Linked DNA regions of Homo sapiens: regions 2, 3, 4, 5 and 6 are each linked to region 1. The links are chromatin contacts, found by Hi-C or POLR2A ChIA-PET in ENCODE. All regions are on one chromosome and are shown on one strand. Each heading gives the region's core, a stretch centred on a gene start or an enhancer-like site at or near the end of the contact. The rest is flanking DNA. Distances are from core to core; before and after follow the strand shown.

Region 1 (3,024 bases), core at 214-2,713:
ATCTCGGATTCAAGCGATTCTCCTGCCTCAGCCTCCTGAGTAGTTGGGATTACAGGCGTGCACCATCAAAACCCGCTGATTTTTGTATTTTTAGTAGAGACAGAGTTTCACAAAGTTGGCAAGGCTGGTCTTGACCTCCTGACCTCAAGTGATCTGCCCCTCTCAGCCTCCCAAAGTGCTGGGATTACAGGTGTGAGCCACCGTGCCCGGCCTTTTCTTTCATTTCTTTTTTTAAAATTTTTTAAAATTTTATGTATGTATGTATGTATGTATGTATGTATGTATGTATGTATGTATCTATCTATCTATCTATCTATCTATCTATCTATCTATCTATCTGTCTTGAGAGGGACTCTCTGTCACCCAGGCTAAAGTGCTGGAGGGCAATGGCGTGATCTATAGGCTCACTGCAATCTCCGCCTCCTGGGTTCAAGCAATTCTTCCGCCTCAGCCTCCCCAGTAGCTAGGATTACAGGCATTGGCCACCACACCTGGCTATTTTTAGTAGAGACGGGGTTTCTTCATGTTGTCCAGGCTGTTCTAGAACTCCTGGCCTCAAGCGATCTTCCCGCCTAGGCTTCCCAAAATGTTGGGATTGCAGGCGTGAGCCACCACGCCCAGCCCACCACGCCTGTTAATAAGCTATACCCTCACGGACCTGTCATTGGCATTAAATTTGATAATACATTAGAGTATTGTATATGAAGTATACGAAGGCCTGTGCTGAGTGTTCAAGAAGTCAGTCAGTATTATTCTACTTATATTAATAAATGAACTGATGAAATGACAATGGCGAGATCTCGATCTTCAACAATAAGGGAGATGGAAACTGAAGCAAGAAGTGGTCTACAAACCTAGCTCAAATTGTTGAGATTACCGGCCGTGCCCCTTATTCAGATCAACCCCTCCTCGGCTGATCGCCGGCGCGAGCCAGCCTAGGCTCCCGGAAGGTAAACACATCGCCAAGGGCTGGGCAGAAGGCGGGTGTGGGACGGGTGAGTGGCCAGCTAAAAGTGATTGGCAGCTGCCATGTCCACGTGCTCCGAGCTTGGAACCAGCTGTCGCGAGAATTCGATGTAAACAGACCAGTCTCCCTGTCCTCCGGCTCCAACCTGAAACGCTCACGTGAGCGGGACAGGAGTCTGGATCATGTTGCTTTTCTTTTCAAAGCCACGAAGGTTCTGTCTTCCAAAAAAAATGTACATGTTCGTAATTATTCCCCAGCTGCCTGCGTTTGCAACCGAACCTGACACCTCGGCTTCACCCGAACTTACATGCTGTTGTGTTTTCCCTCCAGCCCCAGCGGATTGGACACATTCAGAAGGCGGGTCCGCCTCTTTCCTACTTGCTGGTTGGCGAAGCTGACCTCCAAGGGCGGTGCCCGGCCATAGCCGGTTTGCTTCTGGGATTGGCTAGAGGGGGTGGTTCCGCTGAGGCGTGGTAGGAAGTGGCTGCCGTCAATCACTCGGGGAGACTCCAAACAGTGAGCCTAGAGCTGGAGACTAGCGTTAACCGGCGGGGCGGCCGGTGAGAGGGCTGGCAGGGCTTTGGCTTTGGGGAGGCTTGGGGAGGACGAGGGACTGGCGGCGTGAGGGGACTGGGTCGGGCTGGCAGGAATTCGACAGGAGAGAGGTGTCGATACTGGAGGGGGAGGGGAACAGTGCAAGGGGCCGGAGGGCGGCCGGGGGCAGCGGTGGCTCCGTGTTGGAGGTTAAGTGGGCAGCGCCGTACGAGTGTCTTTCAGGAGACTGGGGCCTGAGTGGCTGGCGAGGGTCGTCCCCAGGAGACAGGGCCCTTAAAGGGCAGGGCTTGGGAGACTGTGGTTCGAGAAAGCAAGAATGGGATGAGAATGAGAGGGCTGAGGGGCTGGAGGTGCAGGTATCCTCTGAGGAGGTGGTGGCTCTGCTCCTTGGGGCAGAGGGTGTTTTGGTTGTAGGAGGTGGGGCGCACAGGTTTAGAGTTTTCACATCAGGTGTGAATGCTCCCTACTTAAAAATGGTTTTCGGTGCCTTCAAGATGAGTTCCAGGTTGTGGGCTTCCCTGAGCCCTGTAAGAGATCTTTGATATTGCTGTCAGTCCTCTTTTAACCTTAACCAAGCCGACTCCATGCTCTTAAAATCTCAGTGATTCAGAGGGTCATGAAACATTCTAGGATCAGGATTTACTGATGTGACGGGAAAGGGTAAAGGGCTGTAACAACGTATTAGTTTATGTTAGTTATTTGACTACTTGCTACTAGTCAAATAATTACTTGACTTATTTGTTATAGTAGCAGGGGGTTACGAATGTGATTTAAATTGTGATTTACTCATAGATTCCCAACAGGTTTAATTGGAAGGTAGAGTGATATCATGTCACTTGTTCCGTTTGGTCTTGAAATATTGTACCATGTGTATTTTCACTATCTCAACATAAAATTGCAGTAAATTCCCATCCCATGATCTGGTTCTCTCACCCTTGTAATTTATGTTAACAACAGACCAAGGGGTACAGCAGGAGTCTTCCTTACATTGTTTTGTGGTTCTGAGACCTGGTCCTATTAAAAAACAAAACAGGATGGGCGCGGTGGCTCAAGCCTATAATCCCAGCACTTTGGGAGGCTAAGGCGGATGGATTGCTTGAGCTCAGGAGTTCGAGACCAGCCTTGGCAACATGGTGAAACCCCGTCGCTACAAAAAAATATAAAATTTAGCTCGGCATGGTGGCGCTCGCCTGTAATCCCAGCTACTCAGGAGGCTGAGGCAGGAGAATTGCTTGAGCCTGGGAGGCGGAGATTGCCATGAGCAGAGATCGTGCCACTGAACTCCAGCCTGGGCGACAGAGCGAGACTCTATCTCAAAAATAATAATAACCCCCCAAACCCCTCATTATAATTTGAAAAAAATTAAAAACCTACTTCCTCCTTTTTTCCCTTTCTGGTGTAACAGGAATTTCTGGGAAAGTTTCCTACATTTGAGGCATTTTTGACAAGGGATCTCTAGTGAGTAATCATAAATCTTCCTCCCTACCCCCAACAACGATCCA
Region 2 (3,024 bases), core at 219-2,718, 1.8 Mb after region 1:
TTCCCAAGCAGTCTGGGATCTGGAGTAAGATGACTCTTGGTTTAATGAAGTTTTTCCACAGTGCTTGCATGTGCCCCAAGGGTTTGGAAGGTTGGAGAACTAACAAAAAGCAAAGAGCCATCCTGTGTCGTTTCGGCAGGTCTGTGTTCTGTTAAAATATGGAAGAATTAAGAGAAGAACGAAGAAATAAGGGCAGAAACTCCACTGGGGAGTACTTGTCTAACCCTGAAAAAGTTCAAGGCTGTTGTTCAAGGTCTGAATTTTTCCCTTGAGATTTGCTTGTAGTCCTTAAAGTCATCTTCAGACATCTGATCAAGGCAGCATCCGCGGAAAATTATAAGGTGGGTGGCTGCACTGGAGCCTGTCCTGGCTCAGGGGCGCCGGTGAAGAGTGATTTTTTTCCCTTGGCCTTGGGGGATCAGAGGGGGTGCCCTCTGCTATGCAGGAAGCCCTCCTTGCCCGCTAGATAGTTCTCATTCCTCAGGAGATACTCTGTGAGGGGCCGGCGTGTTTTCTCCATCTTGGCACTTACCCTCAGACCCTCCTAAGTACCCGGGAGGGCCGTGTTTTTCATCGGAGGTTGAAATGGAACCTCCCCCTGGGTGCCCGGGGAGAGTACCTTGGGGGCAGCGCCCCTCCTTCCGGAGGGCAGCATCCCCGCGGGGGCGGGGGCTCGGCTTTGATCCCAGGGCACCTTTTGTCCCTGGAGACGCTCTGCCAGCCAGGTACGTGGAGGGAGTGCAGCCCGCCCTCCCGGGCGACGCGCGGGGCTGGGGCGGGCCGGCGGCTCCGGGGAGTGGCGGCCGGGAGCCCGCGAACGCGGGTGGGCGCCGTCGCCTCACTAACCGGGCGCCTCCGGGAAGTCCGGGCGGGGTCCGCCGCTCACACATAGGATTAGCGTCCTCTAAACTCCATCCCTGGGAAAAGCCGCCGCACTTCTCACCCAAACTCGCGGAGCCGAGGGGCTGGGCAGGGGTTGGGCGGGCGCGGGGGCCGGCGAGGCGGATCCGGGAACGGGTGGACCCGGGCGGCCAAGCCCCTTCAGCGCCGGCCCAACCGCCCCGGCCCGGGCCAGTCCAGCGGGGCGGGGGCCGGCGACACAAAGGCGGCGGCGGGTCCTCCGGGCCTCCGGCCTCGGGCAGTCGCAGGGCGCCCCGGGCCGCCGGACCTCCCCTCGCGTTGCGGCCCGTCAGCCGGCGCCGCCCGTCGCCCGCCCTCAGCCGTCCGGCGAGGCGCGGCTTCCTCCGCCGGCGCGGGGTCCCCTGGTTAACCCCTGCCCGGCAGCGCGGCCGCTGATTGGAGAAGGCGGGGCGCCGGGGCAGCGGGGACCCCCCCCCACCTTCCTCGTCCCCTCCCCCTGCTCCCCCACTGTCGGCGCTTCCCCCACCCCCCCAGGACCCCCCCCGCCTCCCAGCCGTGCAAATCTCGCGAGGAAACACGCGGTTTCACTAGTGTGTTTACACCGATCACTACTAATCCGGACCGAACCGATCCGGATTAAGGGGCCGGAGGCGGGTCCTGGGCACCAGCGGTTCCGACCCCCCCGCCCTCCGCGCCGCACCCGAGTGGCCCCCAGCCGAGCGGGCCCCCACCTCCTGGCCCGGCCTGGGCCCTCCTGCGCCTCCCTTGGCCTTTGTCCGGCGCCAGGAGGCCGGTCCCGCGCCCCCCGCGGCCGCCCGGGCCCGGGCCCGCGTCGGGCGCCTGGCTCTGTACGCGAGCCCGGGGATCTGCGGCCTTCGTGCCCCCCCTCCCCCGCCCGCCCTCTCGTGGAGCCCGGCGCCGGCGGCGGCTGCCCGGGCGGGGGGTTGCGGCGCTCAGGAGAGGCCCCGGCTCCGCCCCGGGCCTGCCCAGGGGGAGAGCGGAGCGGTCCGCAGCCGGGTCGGGTCGGGGCCCCTCCCGGGAGGAGCGTGGAGCGGCGGCGGCGGCGGCGGCAGGTGAGAGGCTGAGCCCCGGGCGGGGGAGGACTCCAGGCCTGGGGCATTAACCGTCCTGGGGACCCCTTTGGCCTGAGGAGCCTGCGACCTGGGCCCAGCTCGGGGCCGGCTCCGGACCGCAGCTCCTGGGCGCTGAGGCGGGAGGGGCTCCCTGAGGGCTGCGGGTCGCTGAGGGGCCGGGCAGAAGATGGGGGAGGCCCAGGCGGCCCCGGCCTGGGATTGGGGCCGGCGGCCGGAGGAGAGACGGGGGCCCCCAGGCAGCTGGAGGCCTCGGCAGCCTCCCGGGCGCCCCCGAGAGCCGGCCCTCCCTTCCTCCGTGACAGGTGGGCCTGGAGTTGGGGAAAGTTTGGAGCCGGCGAGGGGCGCCGGGACCAGGCCCCATCGCTCCTGCTTCCCGGCTGTGGGCTGCAGGGAGGATCCCAGTCCAAGGCCCCGCTGGAATTAGACGGAGTGGCTATTTCCTTAACATGAGTTGACATTAAACGGAATAACCGCCGGGGCGTCATTTTCCGGGCCGGGCCTGGGGATGGAGGTTTGGGAAGTGTTGCGAGAGACCTTGGGGTTTGGGAGAGACTGCAACCTTTGCCATTCCGACCTCGATTAGGGCAGGGCAAGACGCGAGGAAGGCCACGGGGGAAACTCATTCTCCCAGTCTCTTTTTTTTCCTTCTTTTTCTTTTTGTAAAGATGCATTTCAACCTTTCTGAGAATTTCCTAATTCTCTCTCTAACCTGCACTTGCATGTGTGGGTGAAACTTTAATTTGTCACCTTTTCATTCCCCTTTGCCCCAGGCTCTCAATCCAGGAAGGGAAATGAAACTGAAGGACTTGTAAGGGGGTTGTTACTGGAGATTGTAGAGTTGTTGGATTGCAGAGGAGAATGTTCGATTCATCTTTTCAGTAACTTTAAAATCACACCAACCATTCCAACTACTTAATAATGTGTTCGAAGGGGTTCTATGTAATATGTTTCTTTTCCACTGTTAATATTAAAGAGAGGTTTTAAATGGGTCGTGTAGGAGTTGGTCTCTTGCAAAGGATGAACATATTTGCTGAAAGTAGCCTGTGCATTAATTGGTTATGGAAGTTTA
Region 3 (3,024 bases), core at 241-2,740, 1.6 Mb before region 1:
ACAACAACAACAAAAATATGTAAATACAAGAAACAGTATTATGTTTGCAAGCCTCAATTTAATCAATTTAGGAAGTAACTGAAAAGTTTTTAACAAGAAAAAGGATACAATTAAACGTATACTTATTGTATTGTATACTTTGTTTTTATATTACTGACATTTACTTTCACTCCATTCTAGAATTAAACCCTCCTAAAACCAAGATAAGTTTACAAAACCTTTATAATACTTTATATGAGGAATTAAGGAGAAAATTACTCATTAATCTCATCATGACTCTGTAGGGCCAGAAAGAACCTGGGAGATGCAGATTCTGTAACCTGCAACGGGGTGGACAATAAGACTACTGAATGACTAGTTTCAAGTGGAATATCCATAACATAGTTACCCCTTACTAAAAAGCAAGGATTTCCTATTTCAGTATCTGAAAGGTTCAAAATTTGATAATGATTACACAATTATGTTCAATAAACAATCTTTTAAAATATATTCCTAGCCTTTACTTACATATCCTACATATCCCAACTATTTTAACTCACAGCTTACAAGAATCAGTTATAAAAAGAAGAGTTTGTTCTGGAAACTACACATGAGATAATATATGCTGATTCAATCTAGGAAGGAAGGGCAGAAGCCTGCAAAATGTGCCACTGAGAGGGAAAGATGACTATCCATTTGGAAGGAGATTTAGATCAGCTCAAGAACTCGCAAGGACTGGTGGCGAGTGGCAGGGTACATCCATCTGATGAATCTGCAGTTTTGGTCGGAAAAGGATGCTGTTTGCAAACACCCGGTGGGGATGAGTACCTGTGCCAAGACATCCTTGAAAACTCCAGGATACGCACCACCTGACTGCGGAACAGTGAGCACAAGACACCCGGAGCGCTGCAGAATGGGCACGGCATCCTTGGTACCGGGCCAGCCCTCTCCACAGCGGCAGGGGCGGGGTAGGGGTGCCCTACTGGAGGGAGGACATGGGCACGACTCCCCGAATAAAAACCGCTCATCGGGTGGGGGCGGGGACTAACCACCACCCTCACAACCCCCTCACCTCCACGCTCTGTTCATCCATTGCCTCCGGCTCTCGGCGGGGCCGCTGGCGACCCGCAGGCTCCGCAGTCTGACCTCTTAGGCGCCGGCCCGAGGTCGCCAGATCAAATCGCCGATAAAAGCCCGGCGCCCACGTCAGGGGGCTCTGACAACCGCCCCACCTGCGCGCCCCATCTCTTCAGGTCCAGCGCCGCCTACCCCCATTTCGCCATTTTTACCGGCGCGCCCGCCCCGAGGCGCAGAAGTAGGGCGAACGGTGGCCGCAGCTCCTTTCTCCCGGCTCAGCCGCCGGCCAGCAGCCGCGCCGGAACCTCGGCCCACGTGACGCGGGCGCGCGCCTATGGAACTGACGGTGGAGTTCAGCGAAGAAGGTGCCGCAGAGAATTCGCAAACACCAACCGTAACCAGAGCAGCTGGGGGCGCGGCGGCGAGAGAAGCTGCGAAGCGCATGCGCGCAGGACGCTGTGGGAGGGGAAAGGAGGGGAGGAGCGTGGAGCGATCGCCTAGTTCCCGCGTTGCGGGGCGCATACGAGACTTGGCGACTCGCTGCCTCAGGGTTGCGTGCCTCCGGCCCTAGCCTGCGCAGGCGGCCTGAGCTTGGGGCTCTGCTACGCCACCCACGCCCACCTTGGCGGAGGGCGGGGCCCCACGGCTCTCAAACTTGCGCGCCAAAGACGGAGCCACCTGGCGTACTGGTGGAAAGCGCAGACTTCAGAGCCACACCCGTAGTTAAGTATTCGGACTCTGAGATTCCAGGGTGGGGCCCAGGCCATCCGCGTTTTCACCCAGCATCGTGTGATTCGGCAGCAGGTGGTCTGTGGCCCGCACTTTGAGAAACCCTGGTGCAGAAGGTTCATGGTTAGTGGTTCTCTCTGGAAGGAACAGTCTAAGGTTTGTAGGACTTGCGTTCCACCTACCAAAGCTAATCGAGTTAGAAGGCTCCAAACTGAGGTGTCATTTCTCATTACGGTGGTGAGAGGACGGGACCACACACTGTGAAGTCTTCGTTCCCACATCCCACACTTCATTCTTGCCGCCTAAGTTGTCGCCGTGGGACTATTGAAAGGGTATCAGCGATATTCATCTTTCCTATAAATGGGATCTGCTTTCTACAGTTTCCTGCCAGATGTGTAAAGATTGCAAGAATTGAAGGTTTGTGAGACAAAGAGGGCATATCAAATTCGTAATTTGAATTTAATTTTTCCTGTATTTATTGCAAACAACTAATTATACTTAACCGACCTAGAGTGCACATGTAGAGAATCACTAATAATCTAGAAATAAGTTCTTGAATATCAGGCATTTAGGCTTATAGGTGGTGGGTAGCAACAATTTTTTTTAACTACTTGGGTCATGAACAAGATATAATTTAGAAAGATTAATCTGAGACTGAAAAATTCTTTCAGTAAGAATTATTTGTGGTCTTTGACCTACATGGAGCTATTTTTACGAAAATGGCCTCAGTTGTACATTTTTAAATGGTTGATGGTTAATATTATGAGAATTTTACTTAAAAGAATTATTTATAGAATGCAGTGCTAGGCCTGGCGTGGTGGCTCACACCTGTAATCCCAGCACTTTGGGAGGCCGAGGCTGGCGAATCACCTGAGGTCGGGAGTTCGAGACCAGCCTGACCAACATGGAGAAACCCCGTCTCTACTAAAAATACAAAATTAGCCGGGCGTGGTGGCGCATGCCTGTAATCCCAGCTACTGGGGAGGCTGAGGCAGAAGAATCGCTCGAACCCAGGAGGCGGAGGTTGCGGTGAGCCGAGATCGCGCCATTGCACTCCAACCTGGGCAACAAGAGTGAAACTCCGTCTCAAAAAAAAAAAAAAAAAAAATGCAATGCTGTACTTGGGATTCAGAGTAATGAGAAGTGGCCCTTGCTCTCAAGGAGCAGTACAGAAGACAAATAAGACAAATTGCAATACTTACATGATAAATAGTTAAGATTCTTGTATGTTTGCCGAAG
Region 4 (3,024 bases), core at 162-2,661, 1.3 Mb after region 1:
CAAACAACATCCACCTTCTGCATTGCCTCAAAAGCAAAAGGGCTGACAAACTGAAGACTTGTACATTCAGTCATTATTACTGTTTGTTGATCCTAATGGTAAAAATACAAATGAAAGTAGGAGTTTAACTTTCACATGTATGAACACCCAACTTTCTAAAAACCCTGAAAAATGTGGTGTATCTTTAATAGGTCCCTATGTTGGCAATGTTCCTGGCACAATCAAGACAAGGCTTCTCTGTCTCCCTAGGTTTATACTGTCACCTGGGAAATGGGAAAGAAAACAGAGTATATTAATGTCTCTTCCAGCCTCAGGAATCTTCTGCTCTAATACTCATATTTTACAAAGAAGGAATATGAAGCCCAGAGAGATGAAGTAACACGCCCAAAATAGTATTACTAGTTAGAGGCACAATCCAAGGCTGAATCCTCATCTACTAAAATCCCAGTCCAAGACTTTCTCCACTATATCAGTCACATGAGCTCCACAAAATGTAAACAAAAGTGAATGGTCATAGTTAAGTGCTTTCTTTCATACCCCGATAGTTTCACATGCCTACCCCGATATACATCAAGAACTATTGGGCTTCTCTTTCTCACCCTCCATGAGTCGGTGGAAAAACTAGCAAATCACTGGGCAGAACCAATGCCAGATTCAAGGCTCTGGAGGCCACAACACTATCCTATGTCCCCTGTGTTACCGGGTAAAAAGCAGATGTGTGGGTGCTATGTGAGAAAGACGCGTCTCATTAGCGCACTTCTCTGTCTCCAGGAATCATCCAAGGCACAAAAAGTAAACAAAAAGGCAGTGAGCTGGCAGCCAAAGCAGTCCCCTCTCAAGGCCGACCGACTAGCAGCAGCGTGGGTAAAAGTCGTGGGTAAAAACTGCTTTGCTTTCAGGGAGGGGCTGCTCTTTTAACAGAGGGGCGGGCTGACTGGAGCAGAGGAGCCAAGACCTGCGTGCTCCTCCGTCTCGCCCCGGGCGCAACTAGAACCAATAAGTCCCTCAGGCTGAGCAAAGTCTGGCCAGGCTCCGACACGGACCTAGGAACGCGCTGAGGCCAGAGAAGCGGACGCTTCATACCTTAAGATCTACCCTCCAGCCTCACGGAACCGCACACGGACTCCGCGTCCTAGAGGCGGGACGCGGCAGAAATCGAGAGCGCGGTCCGATGTTGGGCCTAGGCGATATCCGGAACCCCAAACCCTAGTTGTGCCTCGAGTCGACTCGGACACCAAGAACTCAGACGCCGGGACCAACCGGGTTGTCGATACAAAGTGGGAAGGATGGGGGCACCACACAAAGGCAGAACCGGGACTGTAGGAACGGAAAAGCGGGAGACTTTTTCAACCTGCACCCAGCACCTTCATTCATCCCCAGCGTCTGACTCCCGTCGGCCACCGTACTGGTCTGAGAGGAAGGGTGGCTGCGAGAGGAAAGGCAGAGACGTCGGCGCCAATGCAACTGTGCGCGTGCGCGGCCCCGCCCCTTTCTCCACTTTATTTGCCCTGCCCTACTTGTTCGCCAAAAATTTAGAAATGTGATTCTGGTAGGCTCTGATTTCCAGAGCCTACCAGCTCCTTCCTTTTAGACAAGCAAGCCACTGAGCCCCTCAGAACTTAAATTTCATCATCACAGGATTGCCATGGCATTCAAATGGCATAACGTGTGTTAAAATCGTTCCCACTATTCTTTGACACTAGTGGTACCAAACTGTACTCTTTAAATCTTTGCCTGTGCCTTCCCAGAACCAAAATTCTAGAATCCCAGGATTTGTGGGAGAATTTTAAAAGTGATCTAACCCCAAACTTTCTTCCGCTCTTGACCTCACACCTCCGCTGTCAGAAGTTAAACACCTTCCTTTCAGGTTCTTAACTTGGGGGACCCATAGAACCTTAGAGAGGCAATGCACGGGGATTCAGGAATTCTCTGGAATCCGTTCAGAACTGAGTGCTCGGCACTTCTTCTGGGAAGAGGGTCCAAAACTTTCAACAACTTCTCAAAGGAAGTCTGATCACTCAGAAAAGAACCACTAGTCTATATATGAAGAACCGCTAGTCCATATGTCTTCATACTATTTATTGTTCCTAGTTCGATCAACGTTTATTTGGCAACTTCTATTTACCAGATATTGTGCTAGGAGCTGGAAATAAAAATATTTTACAAAGATATAGCACTTTATAACCTCTTTAAAAATAAAGTCAGAGCCGGGCGTGGTGTCTCATGCCTGTAATCCCAGCGCTTTGGGAAGCCGAGGCGGGCGGATCACCTGAGGTCAGGAGTTCGAGACCAGCCTGACGCAACATGACTAAACCCCAACTCTACAAAAAATATAAAAATTAGGCCGAGCACGATGGCTCATGCCTGTAATCCTAGCACTTTGGGAGGCCGAGGCAGGCAGATCACGAGGCCAGGAGTTCGAGACCAGCCTGACCAACATGGTGAAACTCCGCCTCTACTAAAAATGCAAAAATTAGCCAGGCGTGGTGGTGTGCGCCTGTAATCTCAGCTACTTGGGAGGCTGAGGCGGGAGCATTGCTTGAACCTGGGAGGCGGAGGTTGTGGTGAGCTGAGATCGTGCCATTGCACTCCAGCCTAGGCAATAAGAGCGAAACTCCGTCTCAAAAAAAAAAAAAAAAAAAAAAAATTACCCCAGCGTGGTGATGGAGCACCTGTAGTCCCAGCTACTTCGGAGGCTGAGACAGGAAAATCACTTGAACCTAGGAGGCAGATGTTTCAGTGAGCAGAGATCATGCCACCGCACTCCAGCCTGGGCAACAGAGCCAGACTCCATCTCAAAAATATATATATATATATGACTTTCAACATAGATCAGCAAAGGAAGAAAAGAATTGTGTGTTGCAATGCTTCTGAAAATTTTTTCCACCTGACCCACAATAATACATTTCACATTGTGACCCAGAAAAAACATATGTATATATCCACATACAAAAATAAGTGTAAGTGTATAAATTTATATGCTATATAAACATATAAATATATAACATATAAACCCACATTTAC
Region 5 (3,024 bases), core at 373-2,872, 1.1 Mb before region 1:
ATACCTTGCCTGTACCACAAATGTATTTTTGCCATTTTGCTTTCTGTTTCTATAATATTTTGAATTCCTAACATGATCCAGAAGGCTGGGAGATGCTCCTAATGAAAGAGAGAAACCTGGAATGTTCTCCTATTTACCAGATTGCTTCCTCTCATACCCAGGTTTTGAGATATAAAGTTGTTACAAAGTTCCAACTTATTTGGTATCATTCAAAATCTGATGAGCTTGCATTTTAAGAAGTGTTGATCAGTTCCATTTAAAAGCAGTTGGTATGAGTTCACTTTATTTTTTGAGGTGGAATCTCGCTCTGTTGCCCAGGCTGGAGTGCAGTGGCATGATCTTGGCTCACTGCAACCCCTGCCTCCTAGGTTCAAGCGATTCTCCTGCCTCAGCCTCCCGAGTAGCTGGGATTATAGGCGCGTGCTACCACACCCGGCTAATTTTTTTTATTTTTTTATTTTTAATAGAGACGGGGTTTCACCATATTGGCCAGGCCGGTCTCGAACTCCTGATCTCAAGTGATTCATCTGTCCTGGCCCCCCAAGGTGCTGGCATTACAGGCATGAGCCACCATGCATGGCCATGACTTCACTTCAAATGAGCACAGAAAAATCTGGGGGCCCAACAACCTTATGGTACATCTTTTGAAGCCTGGTCAGACAAGAGGGTCTTTAGGTGATGGTGAAGTGACAGTTTTGAGTTGTCTTCTTTGGTAGTAAGTGTTGGCTAATTCTAACAGCAGGAACAATTGAGGAGTCCAACAAACAATCTTGTTCACATTGCAATGATTTTGTTACAGTTGACACTAATTTAAAAATTGGCAGGCTCTAGACCAGAAAGACCTGCCCCCAAAGTACCTTTTCTGAAAAAGTTGCCCTGCCTCAGATGCTGTGTATCTGTTGAACTTTTCAGCTACTGTGGTTTCCAAGGAATGCACCTCTATCAAAAATGAGCTTAATTCCTAAGGAAGTCAATTATTATTCCTCCATTCCAGCAAAGTCAACAAATATTGACAGCCCACCTTGAATCACTGTGCTGGGCCCTGGATGTAGCAGTGTTTTAATATTTCGACTCTTGTGGGGGGGGGCTTTACAATCTAGCTGGGCAGAAGAGGAAACATGCAAATAAATTAAAATGCAGGGTCCTATGAGGGAAATGAACAGCCTTGGTGACCTAAGTTTTGATAATAACATAACTAAAAGTTCGGCTCCACAACTCAGTAGCTGTGTGCCTTGGACAGGTCATATCAGATTAGGAAAGGTGAGAATGAGTTGAGGAACGCAGCACTCTGGGATCATGGTTCCAGCTCCGGGCAGAGGGTTACATCGTGTCAAGTGTGTGAAGGCAGAATAGCCTGCAGAGACCACTGTGGCGTTGAAAAGAGGTGTCGTCGCGACCTTCGGCGCCGGAGAGGCGAAACAAGAGGGGGTCTTCGGGCCCTCAGGTATGGCTCAGCCGCCCAAGGCGAAGCGCACGTGGCAGTTGGCGGGAAATCCCTGGGGGGTGGAGCCTCGGCTCGAGGTCCGGCCGCCCCGTACCACGTCATCGAGCAGCTCCCCCTCCCCTTGCTACAAGTCGCACGCGCGGAAGTAAACACCTCTACGTCATCAGGGCGCGTCCTCGTCTTTCCCCTCCCATCTCCTCAGATCGGTGGACGTGCTCGCCTCCACTCGGGGCCAGGTCTATGTCCCGGTTTCCCGCAGTCGCGGGCAGGGCGCCAAGGCGGCAGGAGGAGGGTGAGCGGTCAAGAGACCTCCAGGAAGAGCGGCTCTCGGCTGTTTGCATCGCCGATAGAGGTGCGGTCCGCGGGACGGTACGGAAGCCAGCGGGAGTTACGGCGTGGGGGTTTTGGTGGGGGGATGAAAGTACGCCTTTGGCAGGCTGAGAAGAGTAGTGAGGAAGCCGTGGCGTTCTCCTGGCTTTCCAAGCCCGAGGCGAACTTTGCGTCCAATGAGCACTTTGCCTTAGAGGGGGGCGGTCCCAGATTCAAGTTAGGCGAAAACCTTACTGGGGGGCGAAAAAGTGAACCCCAACGCCCGAAATGCATTCTGTTCTTAAACAGGCTCATAGACCCTTTGTTCTCTACCCATTCATCCCCCCCACCCTTCGTCGGGCCGCCAGCCTGCCTTTGGGTACAGTATGAAGGGAGCCAGTTTCCAGGAGCCAGTTTCCATGGTTACCCACCACTTGGCCTTCTGGGATATCAGTCGCTCTGAACAGGGACCTAACTTGAACCATGAATCAGAAGCAAACACAGGTGGCTTCTAATCCAGCTGAGAATTTTCTGCTGTGTTCCAGTTTTTGGTCTATTGTTAAATAAAATTGAGTTTTGTGCTTCTGTGTAAGTATGCATGTGTATACGTTGCCTTGAGCTATACTTGCTTTGAAAAGTACTTTGAGTTATGCGTGAACAAATGCTCAAGTTGCTGGATTTCACCAAAAAGTTGTTCTGGGCTCATTAACCCTCACTTACAAATTGCGCTCATTAACGCTCACTTACATGAGCGATTTAACTGAGAAGTCATGGATGATCCCGTCCAGCCCTAAAATTCTATTGCCTTTCTGGTTTTAGTCATGAGAAATTGAGTCAGAGATATCTTTACAAGTCTTTTAATTGACTTGTTTTTCTGTTATTACAGAAGAGAAAGGATGCACGTCCCAGGAGGGAGGAACTACTCCAACTTTTCCTATTCAGAAACAAAGAAAAAAGATTATTCAAGCTGTGAGGGACAATTCATTCCTTATTGTTACTGGAAATACAGGAAGTGGTAAAACAACTCAACTCCCAAAATATCTATATGAAGCAGGTGATTTTTTTCTGTTGTAATAATTGGAAATATTTTAAAAATATCCTCTTTTTAAAGGCCAGTAGGACTTCTGTACTCCATGATTGCCCAGTATTTGCTTTATAGTCCCGCTTCTCTTGGCACACCCCCTTCCCCTATGTCTCCTTTGCTTCTTTATGGTCTATTTCAGGTTCAAGAATTAGTTGGGATGGCAAATTTTCCCATTTTTAATTACCAT
Region 6 (3,024 bases), core at 279-2,778, 1.1 Mb before region 1:
GCAAACTTCTCACTGTAACCTAAACTGCTTAGCATACAAAACTATCGTCTACCCAATAGGGTTTTATGTCCTTTAACTGAAAAGGACACTAAAAATAATTATTGTGGACTTGAGCTTTTCTCTTTCGGCGGGGCGGGGGGTGGGGGGGGAGAATCACCTCTCTTACAAAGATAAAAGGCACAGAACTAACGTCTTTCATCCTTTATTGTATTGGTGCGATTATGAAATATTATTATGGCTTATACTTTAGCAAGAAAGTACCAGAAAGGTTATTATTAATCGACAATGAATGCCGTTGATACCTTCATGCTCTTTGAAGACAGGATGCTCCGGCTTTGAAGCGCTACATTTCTACATTGCTAACCTACAGGAACCTATGTTGAGGTGGTCCCACCGAAATACACGGCTAATAGTTCATCTCTTTCCTCCAGGAACCTTCAGGTTTTTTTTTGTTTGTTTTTTTTTTGAGACGGAGTCTCGCTCTGTCGCCCAGGTTGGAGTGCAGTGGCGCGATGGAACCTTCGGGTTTTACTAAGCATCCTTACCCTAATTATCTAAATCTTTGAGACGTAAATTATTTGATGTGGCTAAAAATCCTCCTGCTAGAATTTAGGTCCAATCCTTTAATGTTCGGATACTCAAATTCTTTAACGAAACTGATCACTGAGCTAGGCCGACACAAGTCCGCCAAAATGTCCGCAGAAACGTTAAGAAAAGCTGTCATAAGGCCAGCTTGAAAGACATCATAAAAGGCCTTCGCTGTCCTTTGAGTTAATTATCTAACACCCGAAGAGAGTGCCAGTTCTAGTTAGAATCCGCGCGTCAGGTTCTCCAACAGTCAGAAGGGCTTGTGTGAGGGCAGGGAAGATTTTAAACCCCGTTTCAGGCCCCCTCCCTAGGCTGTAGGAAACCACCCACTCTGAAGCCCGGCGGGGGAGGAGTGCTGCAGCCAGCTGCCGAGGGAGCGCTCTGCGGCGAGGCCGTTTCCCTGAGTCACGGAGAGGGCGGGAGGCTGCGCCCGTCTGCCCCCGCCACGTCCTCCTGTGAGGGGCTCAGTCGAAACAGGCAGCGGTCGCAGGGAAACGAAGCGGCACCCGTCATGCCTCAAGGTGGCCCAAAAGCCTCTTCACTCCCAGGAGACGCCGCATTTCCTTAAAACGAGCTCTCCATTTCTGGCAGCAATCAGCCGACCCTTCCCCATCAGTATCACGTGCACCTGGAAGTACGTGGGTGGGACCTAAAGCGCCCACGGAAGTGACGTCGGTCGCCCCGAGTCGCATGATGTGGCAAAATGAAAAAAAAAAAGTGGGGGGAGAAAGAGAAGACTGGCGAAAGTGATGAGTCTAAAAAAGTAGTCCCTCCGGTTCCTCTGTTTCCCCCCATGTGGCGTCAGGAAGCGAGGCACCGGGCGCACTGCGCCCCGAATTCCTGCGCCCGCCGCGCGCGGCGCTCCGTGGAGGGGTACATAAGGCGGAGGGGGTGAGGCGACTGGGCGGAGTTCTGTCGCCGGGATCCTTCCGCTGGGCTCAGCCGTTTCCGGAGTCTGCGCTGCGCCCGGTTCCGCCATTGCGGCTCTCCTGGCCCCTGGAGCCTCCGCCCCCGACCCGAGCTCTTTCGTCTGCCTGCCAGTTTCCTGCGTCCCCGGAGAGGATCCTGCTGAGCCCAGCCTCCCCCCTCCCCTTCTCCTCCTCTCCCTTGGAGAGCCCGGGCAGCCACTGCCCCGCAGCCCCAGTGACAGGAGGAGACCATAACCCCCGACAGCGCCATGGCCCAGATTCTGCCAATTCGTTTTCAGGAGCATCTCCAGGTGCGGCCGGGCCCGGGCTGGTGAGGGCTGTGGAGAAGGTGGTAGGAAGGATGGAAGACGCTGGAGTCTGGGCCCGAGCAGTATCGGAGCTGGAGGGGCGGGGGGGTTGTCGGTGATTGGGGTAGGTGGAGGAGGGGGCACTATCTTGGAAAGCTTAAAATATTAAATGATGTGGGGCTTGGATGGAAAGGACAGGAGTTGGGGTGCAAAGAGCTGCAAGGACCAGGCCTGGATCCAAAGGCCTCTCGATCTTGCTTCCTGGATGGCCAGAACTGCGCGTACAAACTCTCTCCCCATTTTATTCATTTCATTCATTTGGGTAGGGGAGTGGGAGGGGGATTCTCCCTTGTTTCTACCAGAGCAAGGATTCTTATCCCCTGGGCCAGTGCGGGGCTGTCACCTTCCATTGCTCTCCTCTTTCCCTCATCGTGTCTGCACCCAGGAGTTGTGGGGCGGGTGGGTTGGGGAGGAGCAACCTTTTTTTTCCCTCCCTCTGCGGCTCTCAACTGAGAAAGGCACCTTCTCCGGTGGTGGGGGTTGGGGGTGGTGGTGAGGCGGTGGCTTTTCTCTTGCCTTCCCTGAGGCAGTAGGGACAGAAGGTCACTGAAAGAACGGAACGAGGGTAGAATGGGAGAACGCATTTCTTAGAGCTATGTCAATCTCAGAGTGTGTGCGGTCAAACTCCCTAAGGAAACTCGCCTCCCCTTCCCCCTTTTTTTATTTCTCTGGGGATGTTGTGGCTCTTAACCCCTCTTTGGTTCTGGAAGGTAGGAAAGAGTGATACAGAGGTTATCTTTTAGTCTTCTCGAGTAGTAGCAGGTAGTTTTGAATATCTTCTTCAGGATCGCATGGAATTGAACAGAGCCCTGGGGACAGCACAGCTGCTCTGAGACCTGCAGGGCTATTTGGTCTGTGACTGGCTTCCCTTTAGTAAGTTCTAGAGTTCTTCCCCATGGTTCCTTATCCTGGAGGCAACATATTGTTATCTGGCAACATGCCAGTGGCGGGCCTAGGCAGGTGACCATTGGAAGGCTTCACTGAATTAAACCTCTTCAGAGCTTTTGATTTTCCTGTGTCACCAATCCTGTTTTTTACTGTAGCTTAAATAATTTATTCCTATTAATTTGCTTTCTTCCCAAATATCCCCTTAAAGAAACCTGCCTCAGCTCAGTCGTCTGAAGGGCTAATTCCATAATGACAGGGAATGCAGTGGTTTG

What was found. A loop is a pair of places that touch in the nucleus more often than their neighbours do. ChIA-PET counts read pairs that join two places held with the same protein, here RNA polymerase II (POLR2A). Pooled maps may share reads with other maps.
Region 2: a loop to region 1 is called in a map of CD8-positive, alpha-beta T cell, with 7 times the contacts of the local background. The contact joins the promoter of TLK2 here to the promoter of BCAS3 in region 1. A Hi-C loop is called at or near these places in 2 of 168 maps with a recorded cell type or tissue (CD8-positive, alpha-beta T cell and naive thymus-derived CD4-positive, alpha-beta T cell) and 6 of 50 pooled maps. POLR2A ChIA-PET finds 5 or more read pairs at or near these places in 1 of 52 experiments (activated CD4-positive, alpha-beta T cell).
Region 3: a loop to region 1 is called in a map of CD8-positive, alpha-beta T cell, with 7 times the contacts of the local background. The contact joins the promoter of TRIM37 here to the promoter of BCAS3 in region 1. A Hi-C loop is called at or near these places in 1 of 168 maps with a recorded cell type or tissue (CD8-positive, alpha-beta T cell), 2 of 37 single-sample maps with no recorded cell type and 9 of 50 pooled maps.
Region 4: a loop to region 1 is called in a map of CD8-positive, alpha-beta T cell, with 28 times the contacts of the local background. The contact joins the promoter of INTS2 here to the promoter of BCAS3 in region 1. A Hi-C loop is called at or near these places in 3 of 168 maps with a recorded cell type or tissue (CD14-positive monocyte, CD4-positive, alpha-beta T cell and CD8-positive, alpha-beta T cell), 2 of 37 single-sample maps with no recorded cell type and 12 of 50 pooled maps.
Region 5: a map of B cell shows a loop between it and region 1 (20-fold over the local background). The contact joins the promoter of DHX40 here to the promoter of BCAS3 in region 1. A Hi-C loop is called at or near these places in 2 of 168 maps with a recorded cell type or tissue (B cell and CD4-positive, alpha-beta memory T cell) and 8 of 50 pooled maps.
Region 6: a loop to region 1 is called in a map of naive thymus-derived CD4-positive, alpha-beta T cell, with 4 times the contacts of the local background. The contact joins the promoter of CLTC here to the promoter of BCAS3 in region 1. A Hi-C loop is called at or near these places in 1 of 168 maps with a recorded cell type or tissue (naive thymus-derived CD4-positive, alpha-beta T cell) and 12 of 50 pooled maps. POLR2A ChIA-PET finds 5 or more read pairs at or near these places in 3 of 52 experiments (CD4-positive, alpha-beta T cell, CD4-positive, alpha-beta memory T cell and MCF 10A).

The regions. Positions count from the first base shown.
Region 1 is chr17:60,676,388-60,679,411 of GRCh38, forward strand. It overlaps BCAS3 (BCAS3 microtubule associated cell migration factor), which reads left to right and starts at 1,464. Exons shown (of 24, transcript NM_017679.5): 1 at 1,464-1,527. RefSeq lists a silencer at 844-1,597 and enhancers at 1,016-1,185, 1,356-1,505.
Region 2 is chr17:62,477,357-62,480,380 of GRCh38, forward strand. It overlaps TLK2 (tousled like kinase 2), which reads left to right and starts at 1,469. Exons shown (of 22, transcript NM_006852.6): 1 at 1,469-1,934. RefSeq lists silencers at 574-623, 734-873, 1,054-1,353, 1,844-2,233.
Region 3 is chr17:59,105,390-59,108,413 of GRCh38, forward strand. It overlaps TRIM37 (tripartite motif containing 37), which reads right to left and starts at 1,491. Exons shown (of 24, transcript NM_015294.6): 1 at 1,052-1,491. The coding sequence starts at 1,072. LOC124904039 (a long non-coding RNA gene) reads left to right here and starts at 1,707. Exons shown (of 2, transcript XR_007065864.1): 1 at 1,707-2,202. RefSeq lists enhancers at 579-1,238, 895-944, 1,155-1,284, 1,239-1,898, 1,375-1,474 and 2 more and a silencer at 1,605-1,714.
Region 4 is chr17:61,926,571-61,929,594 of GRCh38, forward strand. INTS2 (integrator complex subunit 2) reads right to left here and starts at 1,412. Exons shown (of 25, transcript NM_001351695.2): 1 at 1,084-1,412; 2 at 1-92. The coding sequence starts at 74. RefSeq lists a silencer at 1,443-1,542.
Region 5 is chr17:59,563,988-59,567,011 of GRCh38, forward strand. It overlaps DHX40 (DEAH-box helicase 40), which reads left to right and starts at 1,623. Exons shown (of 18, transcript NM_024612.5): 1 at 1,623-1,796; 2 at 2,640-2,807. The coding sequence starts at 1,685. RefSeq lists enhancers at 1,304-1,846, 1,462-1,721 and a silencer at 2,132-2,261.
Region 6 is chr17:59,618,367-59,621,390 of GRCh38, forward strand. CLTC (clathrin heavy chain) reads left to right here and starts at 1,529. Exons shown (of 32, transcript NM_004859.4): 1 at 1,529-1,807. The coding sequence starts at 1,766. RefSeq lists enhancers at 1-775, 613-662, 673-792, 1,243-1,592, 1,322-1,616.